Linked DNA regions of Mus musculus: region 1 is linked to region 2. A link is a loop called in an ENCODE intact Hi-C map of the cell type or tissue named here. Cell type or tissue: heart. All regions are shown on one strand. Each heading gives the region's core, and the rest is flanking DNA. Links, peaks and the distances in the headings are about the cores only.

Region 1 (8,777 bases), core at 518-8,517, 50 kb before region 2:
TACAACTGTCTGTAACTCCAGTTCCAGGGGATCTGGCACCCAAACACAGTAAGACATGGAGGCAAAACATCAATGTACATAAAAAAAATAAATAAATAAACAAACCCTTTAAACTTGCTCCTTAAAGAAAAAGAAATAGTTTGGTATATTTTTAAAGAATGTAATGCAGAGTTTATACACCCTGGCTTTGGAGTTAACAAGACCTACATTCAAATTCTGTTTTCCTTTTATTGTATGACCTTGAGTATCAGAATTTGTGGAAGTCTTCACTTCTTTATTAGTGAAAAATGAAGATGGTGGTATGGTTTCTTAGAGTTACTGAGAGAATAAAATGGTCTAAGTATGGCCTGTCTCACTAATGTTGCCCAGGCTGGTCTCAACCTCCTGAAGCTCAGATTACAGGATATACCGCACCACAATTACCATGCAGTTTACTGTTGAGGAGAGAGGCATTCAAGTTCTTTTCCCAGGCAACACAATAGCAATAGGATTTGCATGAAGTAATAGGTAGCACCTTTAGTAGCAAGCTACCCTAGCCATCTAGCAGGGATGCCCTAAGTGAGCCAACCTTTACTGCTGTTCCAACCAGGAGCCACGCACTGTACTGACAGACAGTAAAGGATTTTCCTTCTGTACCCTACCCTTAAGCTAATCTCACTTTATGTATAAGTGTTTTGCCTACATGTATGACTGCATACCATGTGTGAGCCTGATGCCCTCAGAGGTCTGAAGAGGGTGTCAGATCCCCTGCCACTGGAATTACAGATGGCTTAGATCCACTATGTGGGTTATGGAAACTGAATCTGGGTCTTCTGCAAGAGAAACAAGTACTTCTAACCATAGAGCCATCTCTCCAGCACGTTTTACCTTTTTAAAGGGGAAGTGAAATGTGATCTCAAGCAAGACAGGTTAACCCTACTTAACTGCAGAAAACAGTTCAAGCCCCTCAGGCACAGAGGTTTATGGAAAGCAGTCGGTTATTGGCCCATGTGTGGTTGGGCTGTGTTTCACATCCTCTAATCTCCCCCATAGGGGAAACTGTGCTGCAAGGACAGAAAGATGGTGGAGACTTTGTTTGACAAGGTGGTCCAGCCAGAGAGCACATACAAGAGCCCCTTTCTTCACTGGTGGTCTTGAAACTTTTTGTGGCAGATATCTACGAAGGATGAGTTTTTATGTCATTTTTGACTCTATCATCTCTGGGTACTTGTGAACATGGCCTGCAAACTATCAAGACAGTTAGAAGGAAATGTAAGTTTATGATTTCTAATCCTCAGGCTTTTGGACATTAACCCTTAAATGTGCAAGCTGATGAATCACTCGTGTTTAATCAGAGTCTAGCCACTCAACCAAATTAGAGGCAGCTGTGTAGCTCATGCCTGTCATCTCAGTTGCTTAAGAGACGGAGGTAAGAGGTTTATAGATTCAAAGCCTGGTTGAGCTACAGATGGAGTTCAAGATCAGCCAGAGGAATTTAGTGAGACCCCGTTTCAACACTGAGTTAAGGCTGATGAAGCTCAGTGGTAGAGCCCTTACCTAATACCTGCAAGGTCCTGGCTTCAACCCCCAGTACCAACCAATAAACACATTATCTTAACTAAAAAGTAGAATTCCTAAAATAACATAAGTGTTTAAAAACAAAACCCAAGTTGGGTCAGTTGGCGGACTAATAAGTGAATACTTTCCAAAATATTTTTATTTTCACTTTATAAAAATATTTGCCTTGGAGGCTTAAGAGATGTAACTCCAGCTCCAGGGGTTCTGATGTCCTCTTCTGGCTTCTATGAGTATAAATGCACACAGGTAGCATTTACACCCAAGCAAATGTGCATGCACGAGTGTGTGTGTGTACACATGCTCTCGTGTAGGTCTGAGGGCAAGCCCCTAACTTGCCTCTCTTTTAATTTCCTGTTAAAAGATTTATTTAGTTCTATTTTACATGTATATTTGTCTGCATGTATGTCTGTGTACCATATGTGTGCCTGATGCTCATGCTCTGAACTACTGAGCCATCTCTCCAGCCCTGAAATCATTTTTTAAATTTTAATTTAATAAAAACATTAATCATTATATATGTGTTTTGAGAAACAGTTTCTTTATATAGCCCTACATTGTCTGGACTCCCTACATATACCAGGTCAGCTCTCAGACTCATCGAGAACTGTTTGCCTCCACCTCCTGAGTGCTGAGATAAAGACATACACCATCACAATGGCTTCACTCTTTTTTTTTTTTCTTTTTGAGTCAAGATTTCTCTATGTAGCCCTGGCTGTCCTGAAACTCGCTCTATGGACAGGCTGGCTTCAAACTCATAGAGAACCAGCATGCACCACCACCACCTGACTTATCTTCATTCTTAAAAAATTATTATTATTATTTTCCTTTTCAAGACAGGGTTTCTCTGTGTAGCCTTGGCTGTCCTGGAACTCACTCTGTAGACCAGGCTGGCCTCAAAGTCATAGATCCACTTGCCTCTGCCTCCCCAGTGCTGGGATTAAAGGCATATGCCAGCAGGCTTATTTTCTTATTATTAATTCTGTGAAGGTATGCGTGGCGACATGTGAGCATGTCTGAGCACAGCTGTCTTCTGGGCCAGAGGTGTTGGAGCAACTGGAATTGGAGTTACAGATAGTTGTGAGCTGCCTGATGTGACTGGTGAGAACCAAGCTTGGGTCCTCTGAAAGAGCAAGTGTTCTAACCACTAAGTCATGTCTCCAGTTCCATGGCTTCACTCCTAAATAATCACAATAGCAAAGATAATCACCAGCTCTCCTCTGCCCTTCATTAGGAAATCCCTGTCGATGAAGACACTATGGATCAGAAAAGTAAAGCATTTTTGTACCTGGTCACAGGGTTAGTACCTGAACCAAGACTTGGCCTAGTGCGTTTCTTTATTTCATTTCTCTCATAGACTAGAGCACAGTTGCCAGGCCTATCTAGCTTTGATCCATCAGTTTAGGATCAGGAATTACAGGTTAGTGGAAGTTGCCTCTGGCAATTTTTTCCCCCTGAAATTAACTAGTTTGTAAAACCAAGCCTATGTGCCCACGTGACCATTCACAGGTCTGGATAACTTTAAAGCTAACAATCAGAGGAAAAGACACTGCATGGCTCCTCCTTTACCATGATGGTTTGGGTGTTTTTGTTGTTGTTGTTTGTTTTGTTTTGTTTTAAAGACAGAGTTGCTCCTGTGCTTGCTTTAGCAGCATACATTCTGAAGACAGGGGCATCCCATATGGCTAAGGCTGGCCTTACACTTGTTATGGACCACCACAAGATAGGGTCCAACTTGCAGATTCTCCTGTTTCAGCCTCCTGAATGTTAAGAGTGGATCACTTTTTTTTTAAATGTTATGTCATCCAGGTTGGCGCACTTGTTGGCCTTGATCTCATGGCAATCTGCTATCTCAGGTACGTGTTATCATGGCCAGCTTTCAAACACAACTCTGTTTGTTTTTGAGACAGGGTTCCTCTGTATAGCCCTGGCTGTCCTGGAACTTACTTTATAGACCAAGGTCACATAGATCCATCTCCTCTGCCTCCCAGTGCTGGGATTAAAGGCATACGTCACCACTGCCTGGTGCCTGTCCCCACACCTCTTTTTTTAAAAAGATATTGTTTTACTATATAGCCCTGGCTGACTTGAAATTCACAGATCTGCCTGCCTTTGCTTCCCAAGCATTGGGATTAAAGGTGTGTGTCATCATACCAGGCTTGTCCCACTACTCTTTATGTCCCCTGGTGATCAAAAACCTCATAGCTCCTAACTACTAAACTTCCAGCACTTCAGAAATTTCTTTTGTAGAATACTCTCAAGCTCTGACTTTCAGAAGAAATATAATCTTGAATAAAAAGTATATACAATAGTGCGAAAAGTAGAATATGGTGACCTAACAATCCCTGCTAAGTTTGAGTATGTCAGGAGAGACAGAAAAACCAAACAGGAATTGTGCTCAAATAATTTTGCCCTATGCCTCTGGATATAGAAATGTCAGGGGGGAGGGGCTGCAGAGATGGCTCAGAGGCTAAGAGCACTGACTGCTCTTCCACAGGTCCTGAGTTCAATTCCCAGCAACCACATGGTGGCTCACAACCATCAGTAATGGGATCTGATGCCCTCTTCTGGTGTGTCTGAAGACAGCTACAGTGTACTCACATACATGAAATGAACACATGATTAAAGAGGGTTAAATGAACAACGTGTGTTTCTATCATGGGGTGATTTACATGATGTCGTCAGTGTGATCCATCTTGTGAATGATTCCGCCTCTAGAAACCTTAGTCAATCTCTGTAGGATGAAGAGCTATGATGAAGGCAGGCTGATGACCCTATAGAAAGCAGGAAGAGAGAAGTAGACTCCGAGGGCAAAAGGGTTGAGGCAGGCATTTCTGAAGCTAAATGGTGTTGAAATAACATCCCCCAGGCCTTTTTCCTTGTCAGCGTAATCCCATTGAGAATGCCCAACTGCCCCTGATAAGAGTCACTCAGGAGTGAAGAGCTTCGCGACCAGGGAAAGCAGCTTATGTGTGCATTTCAGTTCAGGAATGTGTCAGCCCGATGCTGGCCACATGAGAAAAGGCTACTGCAGCTGAGAACACCCTTCCTGGGAGGGTAGTATGCACTAGGAGAGCAGGCTAGGAGTGTCTGTCCTCTTTTGTCAAAGGGCAATGCTTGAAGTCACATGCAGGCTCTGACCTGAGAAGACTGTCAGATTCATCTCCCCTTTGGTCAGGTCACCCATCATTTGAGAGGACAGGAGAGTTGGTGGGCACGGGCAGTTCTCAGATTTATACTAGGGGGGCAAAGTGTGACTTCTCTGTTTTAACGTCCTAATACAGGGAGCCAAGCTTCCTGTTCACTAGTGTTGAGCAAGTGCTAAGGACAATGTAATAAGTCACCTCAAGAAGGTTGCCTTCTGCCCTGGATTAATCTGACCTTAGAGACTCTACAATCTGTGGCCTTGACTAGTCAGAAATTGAACCTGCAGTTGATTTTAAGAGAACCCCACTACTTCTTTCACCAGCAGGGCTAGGATTTTCCTCCTTAAAACTGTTTCTCCAATCCAAGAACACGCACCAGTCACCTTCAGAGAACCCTACACCTAATCCGTAGCACTCTTTGTTTACTGGACTGTTTGTGCCTTACGTTGCCACTTTCCAGGGCTGGAACTCTGTCTGCTCCTCTATGGTGTCACGTATCTCCTTGGTTGTGAAATTATTCAGTACGCCTACTATGAGCAGCGTCATGATACTTGTCTTCAGAAGGACTCTGAAAAGTATCTAAGTAAATCTAGTCTTGAGGAAGGCCAATGTTGAGAGTAGATCACCAGAAACCTTTCTTTCTGCTGTAGTTTCATAGGAAGCAATAAAGTTGAGTGACTAAGTGGCATAGAGAGCTCTTGGAGTCAGATGGACCAGGACTTGACTCCAGCTTTTGGCACTCATTAGTTTTATAATCTTAACTATAAGTATGTCTCCGTATTTTTTTGGAGTTTCATTTTTAATCTACAAAAATGAAGCTTACAAAGAGAAAAAGATAGGTTATTGGGTAGGTATAGGGTGTGTGGCATGGCACAAAGTACTAAATAGTGGCTGTTCTTATTATCTTTCTCTCCTCTAAAAAGGCCATGAACAGTCCAATCAAGAAGTTACGTACCATGAACAGCTCTGGAGTGCCCTGGATACAGCCCTCAAGTTAAATACAATCCCGCCAAGGAGTGAGAAATCAGTATTCTCACAAGACTAACGATCTAGACAAGAAACAAACGCCCAGCTCCTTTCTCTGCTATATGGATACCTTGAAGTGGATAGGAATTAAAAGGGCCACAAGTTATCTGGTATCTTGGAATTTATCTTTAACTTCTATTCCTTTTAAGATCATGGATGAGACAGGAGAACATGGAGTTCAGAACCAGAATGAGCTGCATAGTAAAACCCTATATAACAAAATAAGAAACAGACACAGTATTTTTTTTCCCAGACAGGGTTTCTCTGTGTAGCCCTGGCTGTCCTGGCACTCACTCTGTAGACCAGGCTGGCCTCGTACTCAGAAATCCACCTGCCTCTGCCTACAGAGTACTGGGATTAAAGGTGTGTGCCACCACGCCCGGCTAACAAACACAGTATTAAAGTTAACTAAACATCAATAATACCAGCTAACATTTATTATAAATACTACTATGTACTAGGCCCTATGATAGGCGACTTATACCCATTTTCTCATTTTGTGTATATACAGGGCATAATGCATGAAATAAAGTATACAGTAAGTACAATAAGATATTATTATTTAGGGGTTTTTAACCCTAGAGTCCGAGTCCAAAGTTCTCTATACTGTTAAAGAACTTATTTTTTAAGTTTTAAGTAAATATAAAAAAAGTGGGCAGTGGTAGTATACACCTTAATCCCGGCACTCAGGAAGCAGAGGTAGACAGATCTCTGTGAATTTGAGGCCAGCCTAGTCTATAGTGCTAGTTCCAGGTCACTCGGTGCTACACAAAGAAACCTTGTCTCAAAAAACCAAAATAAATAAGTAAATAAATAAATTTTTAAAATTTATTATTAGCAGGATGGTGGTGGCACATGCCTTTAGTCTCATCACTTGGGAGGCAGAGGCAGGCAGATCTCCAAGTTCAAGTCCAGCCTGATTTACAAAGTAAGTTCCAGTGTTGTGCCAGGAAGTGCTCATGAATCCCAAAAGATCACCAAGGAGCCGACTCTGATGCAATCTAGGGCCTTTGTTTACAAGCTACAGCTTGGGCCACACAGCTGTCTCTAACACAGTAGAATGGGAGGGTGCAGGCCCAAGCTCTCAGTGGGACAGGCTTATAGGAAATGGTGAGCAAGTGGGGGGTTCCAGCCTGGCAGGCATCCAGTTGTGTGACTACTGTAAGTCTGGCAAGCACCTAGTTGTGTGACTACTGTATGCGACAGGGGGTATCCTGAAGTAAAACCCTGAATGATCACAGATGGTCTGAATGTATTTCAGAAACAAACTATCTTTGACAGTTGCTAGAAAGTAGCTAGGGAGTAACTCTGGCATATGGGCAAAGGACAAGTTATGGGGTCCTTCCTGGTACTTGGGTACAGCCTGGGTTCAGTTATAGGTGAACTTTCTCTTAAGGTGGAGGCCCATCCCAAGATGGAGTAGGTTTGGCCTCTTACCAGGACAGCCAGAGCTACACAGAGAAATTCTGCCTTGAAAAAAACCAAACCAAACCAAAACAAACATTTTTTTTTAAAAAGTAGCCCTTTCTACCTTTCCTAAATCTGTGTGTGTTTGTGTATTTAAAACAATCCATGTTTTTACTTTTGTTTATGTGTGAGTACATGTGTGTATATGTACACACATATGTACACACACACACATCTATCTATCTATCTATCTATCTATCTATCTATCTATCTATCTATCTATCTATCTATCTATCTATCTATCTATCTCCAGGTTGTTCTAAGCTGCCTGATTTGGATGTTAGAACCCAAACTTGAGTCCTCTCGAAGAGCAGCAAGTGCCCTTAACCACTGAGCCGCCTTTCCAGCCCCATGAATTTGAAATGTTTTTTTAGATAGTCTCATTATAGATCCTTGGCTGGCTTGGAATACACTATGTAGACCAGGCTGGCCTCTAATTCAGAGATCCATCTGCTCTTGCCTCCTGAGTGCTAGAATTAAAGGTTTACACAACCACATCTGTCTTCATTTATTCATTTGATAAAATGAGACACTTAGAGAAGTTAAATAACTGAAGTGACACATCTACTAAGTTGCAGAACTTAAGGCTACGTCCTACCCTGACTCTACCAGATCCTTATTCTAGTCTTAGTTCTAACACTAACAGGCTTGTGTCATTATACAAGTTACTCCATCTCAGTTATCTCATTTTAAAAATATTTTAGGGCCTAGTTTTCCTATAATATTATAGGATTTGGAATATTTACTACAATGTCAATTGAAAATTATATTTTTTTCTAGCATATTATAAACCAGTACAGGCTACAAACTATTGCTTGTTATACAATGAGAAAGACAGAAATTGAGAGATGGTATTAACAATTTGACAGATTAGCATTTAGTAATAGGCTAGGTATGATGGTTTATGTCTATAATCCTAGGTAAGGCATAATTGTGTATTTTGAATTACACAGGAAGGTCCTGTCTTAAACCAAACCAAGTTTATATTTTTAAAAATATGATTTAAATCTCATAATTAATATTATTATGTTTTTTAAAACTCTGCAGGTGCAATGCATTGACAAAAAACCATGAAGACAGAACCACTAGCCCTTCAGCAGATACTTTAAGAAGCTCTACTTTGGAAGTTCATCTGAACACTTCACTGGGATTAATTATTGATGTTCTAATCTGTCTATTAATTGCACATGTACAAAGATGTAACCTTTCAATCAGTGAAGTCCTCCCTGACACCCCGCCCTGCACATCCAGTGGCAGACGGTGCCCCTGCTAAGCCTCTCCGATGCCCCTGGCCATCAGGACCTGAATCTGGCGCTTACACCTCCACTTCCATCAAGGAGAAGCTCCTGTGGGAAAGTTAACTGCACACACCAGGATTCTTCTTTGTCTTGTAGAAAGCGATGGAGCTGGGTGACAGTGAAGATTCCTGTGGGCTCATTAAAAAAAATAAAATTGCCGGTGGTGGTATTGGTGGTAGCAGCAGCTTATGCCTTTAGTTCAGCACTTGGGAAACAGAGTCTACAAGGTGAGTTCTAGGACAGCCAAGGCTACACAGAGAAACCCTGTCTGGAAAAACTAAAACCA
Region 2 (8,777 bases), core at 262-8,261:
ATAGACAGTATAATATCAAACTCAAGTGTGATGGAAACCTGTCCTGTATGATAACATGACTATCTGATGAGCTAGTAAGTAAGAAAGAACCATCTGGTCTGGGGAGACGCCTCAGCGAGTAAGTGCCTGCCTCCAAGCCTGACAACCTGAGTTCAATTCTTGGGATCCAAATGGAAAGAGAGAACTGCATCTCACAAGTCGTCCTTTGACATCCATGCATGCACTGTTGCAAACACACACACACGCACAAATAAATGGAATTAGAAATAATCATCCTCAAACTAAAAATGAGCAATGCCTAAGGTATCACTAAAAGTGAAAAGTAAGAATAAAAAGATGGCTTCATTGGAAGGAATTACCTATCTTTCCCAATACTAATCTAAGCACTGTCAGAGTCAAAGAGCCTCCATGAGAAAAGCCCAAAACAATATCCTCTTGCTAATTAGATTACCTGTCTTCTACCTCTCCAGACATGGGATTAATTAAAGATAGGTTTTGCAAACATGGAAGCCACAATGAGAAGGCTGTCTCTTATCAGATCAGTTATGGGTTAAAGTTGAGGCAGCAAATGTATCCCCAGAGACATACGCCTGACACTAAGTTGAGAGTCACAGGATTCTCCCTGAGTTTTCCTTACCTCTAAATGCTGTATAACTGATGTTCACTGAATTCTGATATTTGTATGAATAAAAATGAAGGGATTTAACAAATCTTGTTCCTGCACACAGTTGTCAAAAAAAATCTGACCTTTAGAACAGGAAAAAGAGGGGGATTTACAGATTTAAAGAAGAGGCAGTAGCTGTCTGCTGTATAACAAACCTTTGAAAAATTATGAAGCAGTGAAAATCCCCTACAGGTTCCAACAAAATGTGTCCAATTTGCATTCCAGCAAAGCTCGCCATACATACCGCTTGGCTCCTGCGTATATTTCCAGGCAAATAAAAGCCCAGGGAATAATCCCACTGGGACCCAAGTCTGATCTCTGATATATTACAGCTACGGAGCTCCGAACCTAGCTCCACCAACTGCCTTTTTGGTTCCAAATAACTAAATCAAACTCATCCTGATAAGCTTTGAAAACAGGGACTGTGAGGAGTGGTTTAATGACTGTTACAACTCAACCTATTACAGACCACGGTACATTACGGGGGTGGAGGGGCAGTGGTTCTTAAGCTTTCCACGTCCCCAAATCTCTCAAGACCAAATCCAGACGCACCTGTCATTCACCACACCTGACTTACTCAAAGCCTGACTTTGATCAAGTGGTTAGAATACATTCGTAACCTAACACCAAATGTACTGATGGTGGAGGGATATTACAGTGACTACCATCTGTGTACTTTGAAACTGGCTCAAATTTACTGAACAACAAAAAAAGCAACCAATAGTGGCATTAAATACGTGAATATATTCTGATTTACAGTATTTTAAGGATGTACATAACAAACACTAAGTACTTAAAAAAAACATCTTTCTAAAGGTTAGAAAAATCTATCACTCAACATGTAAACTGGAAAGAACACTGCTAAGAAAAAAAGGAAAAACATATTTCTAAAGAAAAGCAAGGAATCAGTAGTTCCAGTATGCCCCCTTCCTTCCTTCCTTTTCCTCCCTCGTCACTCTCTCTCTCTTTTTGGAGACAAGGTTTCACTATGTAGCTCTGACTAGTCTAAATCAGGCTAGCCTTGAACCTGTTACAATCTTCTTGCCTCAGCTTCCCAAGTGCTAGAACTGTAGGCATGCAACACTACACCTGGCTAGAGTTTTAATATAAGTAGTGGCGGAAGGGCAGAGTATATAACCTAATAGCAGAGTGGCAAGACTGCACTAACCCAATATGTTAGGTCATAGGCTTGACCTTTGACAATACACACACCGCCGCCGCCGCCACCACCACCACCACCACCACCACCACCACCACCACCACCACCACCCCCAGACAGTAGTAACAACTGAAATATGGTACCAATCACACTTCAGTGAAGGAGTTAAAACTCCCTCTTTAGGCTATTCTAGGGCTAAGACAGTACATGTTAGTTCAGTGCATGTGCAAGACCCTGAGTTTGTTTGATCCCCATCACTATTACCAATGAGAGAAAGAGATTGATTTTATAAGCAGGCAGAAAAAGTGGCAATCTATCTACAAGCAAACTGAGATTACAGTATAGCAAGATTTGGCCTTTGATGTGGTCAAGGAATCTAATGGCAGAATAAACCAGAAATAATACCCATCCCAGAAACAAACGATAATTTTTACCTTTTTTTTTTTTTTTAAACAGGGTCTCAACTATATAGACTTGGCTGGCCCGGATGTCATATTTAGACCAGGCTGGCCTTGAACTTACAGAGATCCACCTGCCTCTGCCTCCCAAGTGCTGGGATCAAAAGGGTGGCCATCAAGTTCAGCAACTTTTTCTACTTTTTGCAAGTCAGATTTCAACCCTCTCTGAACATTTCCTCTAAGCTATAATCACTATATTTGTTGCAAATTGTGGGAAAGTCTTTTGTTGTTATTGTTTTTCAGTGCAAGCGATTGAGCCCAGGGTCTCAAGCCTAACAGGCAGGTAGTCTACCAAAGGAGCCACACCCTAACTCAAAACACATTCTAACTCCTTTTTTAAGATTTATTTATTATATGTAAGTACACTGTAGCTATCTTCAGACACACCAGAAGAGGGATTCCAATCACATTACAGATGGTCGTGAGCCAACATGTAGTTGCTGGGATTTGAACTCAGGACCTCTGGAAGAGCAGACAGTGCTCTTAACTGCTGAGCCATCTCTCCAGCCCTCCACATTCTTAATTCTTAAGCACAAAAACTAAAACCTTAAAACATTGGGCCCCAAAGAACAGCCAGCCCAGTTACTTCAGGAAAGATGTTGCCAAGATAACAAAACTGGAACGAGCTTTATTATCGAAGTCTAATTAGGTCTCAAAAGCTTTTGAAGTTATGATAGTAATTTTTTAAAAAAGGTTTGGGACATAACTCAGGGGTAGAGTGCTTGTCTATTGTCTCAGGCTTTTGTTGCTGGAACCAAGGTAACTCTTAGAAAGGAAAACATTTAATTTTGGCTAGCTTATGGTTTCATAAGTTTGGTCCATTATCATCATGGTGGGAAGCATGGCAGCATCCAGGTAGACATGGTTCTAGAGGAGCCAAGAATTCTACATCTTGAGCCAAACAGAAGGGGACTGTGTGCTACACTAGGTGTAGCCTGAGCATAGGAGACCTCAAAGCCCATCCCCACAGTGACAAACTTCCTCCAAAACCACACTTTCTCCAACGAGACCTTGCCTTCTAATAGCGCTGTTCCCTATGGACCAAGCACTCAAACACATGAGTCTATGGAAGCCACACCTATTCAAACCACCACATCCAGCATACTTAAAACAACAAGTATTGGCAAAAATATAGAGAAATTGGAATCCTTCTGTACTTCTGAGAATGTAAAGGAAAAGAAGGAAAATCATTTGGCAAACATAGAATTGCCACATGACCTAGCCATTCCATTCCAAAGTACATACCCAAAAAAAACTGAAAACAGGTACTAAAACCCACATATGCATACATTCTTAGCAACACTACTCATACATTTTGTGATTTGAGGCAAGGCTCCCATAGCCGAGGTTGGCCTTGAATTTGCTATTATAGCAAAGGATGACTTTGAACTTCTGACCCTCCTCCCTTCACCTCCCAGGCATTAGGATTATAGGGGTGTACCAGTGTTCTATTGTGGTGCTGAGAATGGAAACAAGGGTTCAATGCATGCTAGGCAAGCACTTTACCAACTAAGCCCTGCCCCCAGTCAAAGAATTTTTAGATGCAAAAATGATTTATAATTCATGAAATTCTATTTAATTGTAATATATAATCTCTCATAGATTTAGGTTTTTTATGCAGAGTGTTGCTAGGTAGGCAGCCTTCTAAGCAGCTCAGATAACGAAGAGCTTGAAGAGTTAAGGTCTGGGGTAGAGTCTAGCGCCCAGAAACACCCCAGCTGTTTCCTGCCAGCTGCTGCTTCATGTCTGACTTTCAATAGAGTTCATTTTCTTTGTATGGTTATTTTTGCCTCTCAACCTGTCTGGTTTGAGGAAAGAATGGTTACTTTTTAAAAGAGAATTTAAGCAGGTAAGGGTTTGTATAACTGTAAAAAAAATTATGGCTATTTATTGGGTCTATTTCCTAACTTTTGAAATAGATCTGATTTTTACACCCAATTTCAAATGTAGGAAGAGACAGACAGCCAGAGACAGAATTCAGCAAGTGTATCCAACCCCTGCCAACTCTTCTTCTGCCCTCAAAAGGAAGAAGAAGAAGAAGAAGAAGAAGAAGAAGAAGAAGAAGAAGAAGAACAAGAAGAAGAACAAGAAGAAGAAGAAGAAGAAGAAGAAGAAGAAGAAGAAGAAGAAGAAGAAGAAGAAGAAGAAGAAGAAGAAGAAGAAAGCAAAATTCCCAGAAGTACAGGAAATTGTTTCTCAGAGGAAAGACAACACTTCCTTTCCCAGAACAATCCATCTCCCACACTGACATCCTGCTCCTACTATATTTACCCAACCCAAATGTGCCCGTGATAGACCTCCAGCTGCACTCCTGCCTGCCACATGGTCCTGTCACTCAGCTAGAGCTCTCAAAGGGGAATTCGTCCAGAGGACAGAGCCTAGAAATCACTACACACTAATCCATGCTTCCTCTATTGCTAGCCCTCAGAGTAAAGTGAGACAAAATACGGACAGTATTACTACTCCCTGTTTATTTTGGAAGTGACTGGGGAGACAAGAGGAACTTCATTTTATGTAGTTGCTAATTTTGACTGCTCTCATAGTAGCTAGTGAGGGAGCACGAACAATGAAAAGACTGAAAAGGAAAGTTAAAAATAACCTTGTTGATGCTAGCCAGCCAAGACACATCACTTAATATTTTCTTCCACCTTAACCCACTAGGATCAGTCTGTCAAGTCACTGTATTATAGAGGGATCTCTTCAGTTCTGAGTAGGCAGATCCAATGAATAACTCATGGGAATGTTTCATGCGCCCCACTTCATCCTACCTTATAACACACTACTGAAAGGGAAAACCCAAACTAGACCTGACTCCTGCTTCCTGGTTCAGGGCTCTGCATTCTCAGTGCTTCTCTCCCACTGCAGGTCTCCTATCCCAAGTCCTTTGCTTTTGCCTCTATCTGTTCTTCCTTACTATCTACATCTCTATCTGCTTTTCTGTCCTTATCTATCTTTTTCTTGCTTTTAAATGGACAGGGTTTTCTTAAGAAAATATGACCAATACCTGACAAGGGTTACAAAAGTCACCCTCATATCTGTAACCTATTGTTGATAGCAAAGATAGTCAAAAGCAATCCTGTATCTCTTTTCTAAGATGTACAGTATGTTAATGAGATCCGTAAAGGTAATATAAGAAAGTACAGGGGAAATGTAGGTAAGATGGAAGGAAAGGTGACAGAAAAAGAGAATAGGGAACGATTTTCTAATCATTCAATCATCTTCAAGGGACAGGGGTATTTCCAAACCTTATAGGTTTTAAAAGCTTATGGACAATTTCTCAATGAACTCAACTAAACCCTTTTAAATGTTCTTTTTGGGGGAGTGGAATTTTTTTTTTTTTTTGAAACAGGGTTTCTTTGTCTGTGCCCTAGCTGTTTTGGAACTGGCTCTGTAGACCAGGCTGGCCTTAAATTCAGAAATCTGCCCACTTCTGCCTCCCAAGTGCTGGGGTTAAAGTACACCACCACTGCCTGGTTAAAACACTCCTTTAATTTTATGTTTGTATGTGTACCATATGTGCACAGTGCCCATAAAAGTCTGAAAATTGGAACCTGTCACATGGGAGCTGAGAGCTAAACCCAAGTCCTCTACAAGAGCAGTAAGCACCCTTCACCAATGGGCCATCTTTCCACCCCACCCCACATACTTTTAAATGTTCTGAGATTAAAAGTAGAAATAGGAGGATGAATTTAAAGCCAATTCCACTTATTATAAAACACAGGGGGCCTGAGGGTATACATCTCAGTAGCAGACACTTGTATGCTTTTAGCTTGGGCAAGGCTGCCAGGTTTAATCCACTACGACCAAAGATAGATAGATAGATAGATAGATAGATAGATAGATAGATAAATAAATAAAGAAAAGATTTATATGGCTGCCATCTGACCTAAAAAAACAAGTATTTGTGCTTTTGGTTGAGTGGAGAAAAAAATCGCCACTGGGTGATGCTAGCATAATTCTAGGAAATGATCAAGACCCCACCCAGTCAAGCCTCATTGAGACAAATCTTTTTCTAAATAAATTTATGTTTTTATGTATGGGTATTCTGCCTGCATGTACACCTGTGCACCATGTGTGTAAAGCGCCTGTAGAGGCCTGAAGAAGGTGTGTGATCCCCTATGACTGAAGTGGTTGTGAGGGAATCAAACTGGGTCCTCTGGAAAAGCAGACAGTGCTCTTAATCACTGGAGCCATCTCCCTAGCCTCAAGACAAATCTTTTTGGAAACATCAAAACTATGGTTTTTTTTTTTTTTTTTTTTTTTTTCTGTGACAAAGTCTCAAATAGCTAGGCTAGCCTCAAACATATTATATAGCTGGGGGCAGCCTTATCCAACCCACTTCCCACTGCTAGGATTACACACTAAATTTTTTAATATTTTGGAGACTAAACAGCAAGTCGATGTAGCACTGTATACTTAGCAGTGGATTACTGAAAAGTCACCAATTTGGTGAAGTGCTTCATTGGCAAATAGCTTTTGTTCTACCTATCAAAGGAAAAGAGGGGAGAATGTCCCATCTTCCCAATTACTCAGTCATGATCTAGAGGTTGTCGGTGAGAACAGTCAGCATAATACTGTGTGGTGCTGTGCAGCTCTTAGCCCGTGGCTCATTTTCAACATATCAGTTCACAGAAAAACATCGGCATTTCTAAGACCTTTGCGAGTTATATATCTAAAGGCAAAAGGTGCAAAGCCAGGCTTCACTCAGGAAGCTTCAGTGCTTCTGATTGACACATCACAGTACGGCACATTCTATAAGACTCTCTCCTGGAGACCAGCTCCGGTGCCGTGTGGGCAGTGTGAACACTTCTTTAACAGATGTTCTGAGCAATAGTTTGACACTGGAGCTTATTTTCATCAGCTCTTCTATTTTCTCTAGTGAAGTCTTACTTTTATGATTTAAATTCTTCATCTACCTTTACTCTGGCTGCTTCTAATGTTGTCTTATCATTTGTTTAAAAACAAACAAACAACAACAACAAAACATTTTGTAAGGTTCTGCCCAGTGTTTTAAGAACAACAGTGTTATAAAACCTTGCTGCTCAGTCAGTAACTTATTTTCCTCAAAAAAGAACAGCATTACAGCTGGGTATGTTGGTGCACTGTGATAATCCCAGTACTTGGAAGTCTAAGGCAGGAGGATCATGAGTTCAAAACCAACCTGAACAGCATAGTAAATCTCCCCAAAGAGCAAACAAAAAAAAAAAAAAAAAACAAAGGGGCTAAGGATTTAGTTCAAATGGCAAAGTGCTTGCTTATCATGCAAAAAGTCCTGGGTTCAATCCCCAGCAATACATAAAACAGGTTTTGTGGTACATGCCTGTAATCCCGACACTCAGAAACAGGAGGATCAGAAATATAAGGTCATCCTCAACTATGAAGTAAGTTTGAAGCTAGTCTTGACTATATTAGATCCTCTCCCCTGCCCACCAAAAAAAAAAAAAAAAAAAAAAAAGACTACTCAAAATTCACTCCTATAAATGGCTTATTGGTTCTAAGTAGCAAGTAGTACCCATATAATAAAGAATCCATGCAATACTTAGATGATTAAAACTAGTATCACTTATAAATGACAACTATGGCTATGACAACATAAAAGCATTACTGTATTAGCAGTGATCTGTAGATTCATGCCAAATAACATAACCCGAATCTAATTATGAATAAACATTAAAAAATGAGAGAAAGTGAGAGGGAAGAACAAATAGATGGACAATAGATCTATGAACCTTATCTGTGATTATAGAAATTATCAATGTCATAGCCAGTGTAGAGGCACACGTATGTAATCCCAAACACTTGGGAAACAGAGCAAGAGAATCTCTATTAGTTTGAGGCCAGCCTGCCCACTGTTTAAAATGCCACCCCTGGGATCCTGGAAAGTATACGCAGCACCTGCTCTGGCTGAGCAGACCAGGAAGAAGTCTTCCTCCATAGCTTCTGTTTGGTTCCTGCCCTAAGTTCCTGCCCTCACTTCCCTCAATGATGGACTGAGAGCTGCAAGGAAAGACAACCCTCTTCTCCCCACATTGCTTTGGTTGCAGCGGTTTATCACAGCCATAGACATGTAACTAACACATAAACCAGAACCAGGAGAGGCACTGCGTGACAGAACTAAACTTGTTGTTTTGGGGTGATTATGGAGGAGTTTAGAACTTTGGGCTAGAAAAGCCACTGAATGCGTGTTTGGAGCTTAATGAGATGATGGTAGAAACAAAGCCTGCAGACAACGGAGCCTGGCTTGTGAAATTTTAATGGAAATTTTCACAGGTCCTTAAAGACTATTTGAGAAACTGATATTTTGAATTAAGAATCTGTTATTCTGGTTATCTGAGGCTGTGACTAACAAGAGGCCAAAACAACTAGAGTGAAATCTTTGCTTTGCTGGGACAATTGATAATGGTCACCTGGGGCTGAAGAATCAGCTGTGATTAAGAAGAGACCAGTATTATTGATGCAAACTCTTCTGGAAAGTGTCTCTTCAGGGTCAGTGGAC

Evidence for each region. Hi-C counts contacts between places; a loop is a spot of excess contacts. Peaks named below come from ENCODE experiments on the same cell type or tissue, not always from the same donor. Only the 100,000 strongest peaks of a DNase experiment are listed, where the experiment ranks them.
Region 1: it touches region 2 in a loop (2.1-fold over the local background); 8 of 42 quality-filtered maps call a loop at or near these places.

The regions. Positions count from the first base shown.
Region 1 is chr19:46,232,615-46,241,391 of GRCm38, reverse strand. All of the region lies in intron 3 of Gbf1 (golgi-specific brefeldin A-resistance factor 1), which reads right to left. Among named protein-coding and RNA genes, the nearest start is that of 4833438C02Rik, 69 kb to the left of the region's middle. In heart, for the core only: no CTCF peak of the experiment used is centred there; no DNase peak of the experiment used is centred there; H3K27ac peaks cover 1,102 bases.
Region 2 is chr19:46,182,629-46,191,405 of GRCm38, reverse strand. All of the region lies in intron 3 of Gbf1 (golgi-specific brefeldin A-resistance factor 1), which reads right to left. Among named protein-coding and RNA genes, the nearest start is that of Gbf1, 34 kb to the right of the region's middle. In heart, for the core only: no CTCF peak of the experiment used is centred there; a DNase peak (open chromatin) is centred at 4,605; H3K4me3 peaks cover 618 bases; H3K27ac peaks cover 904 bases.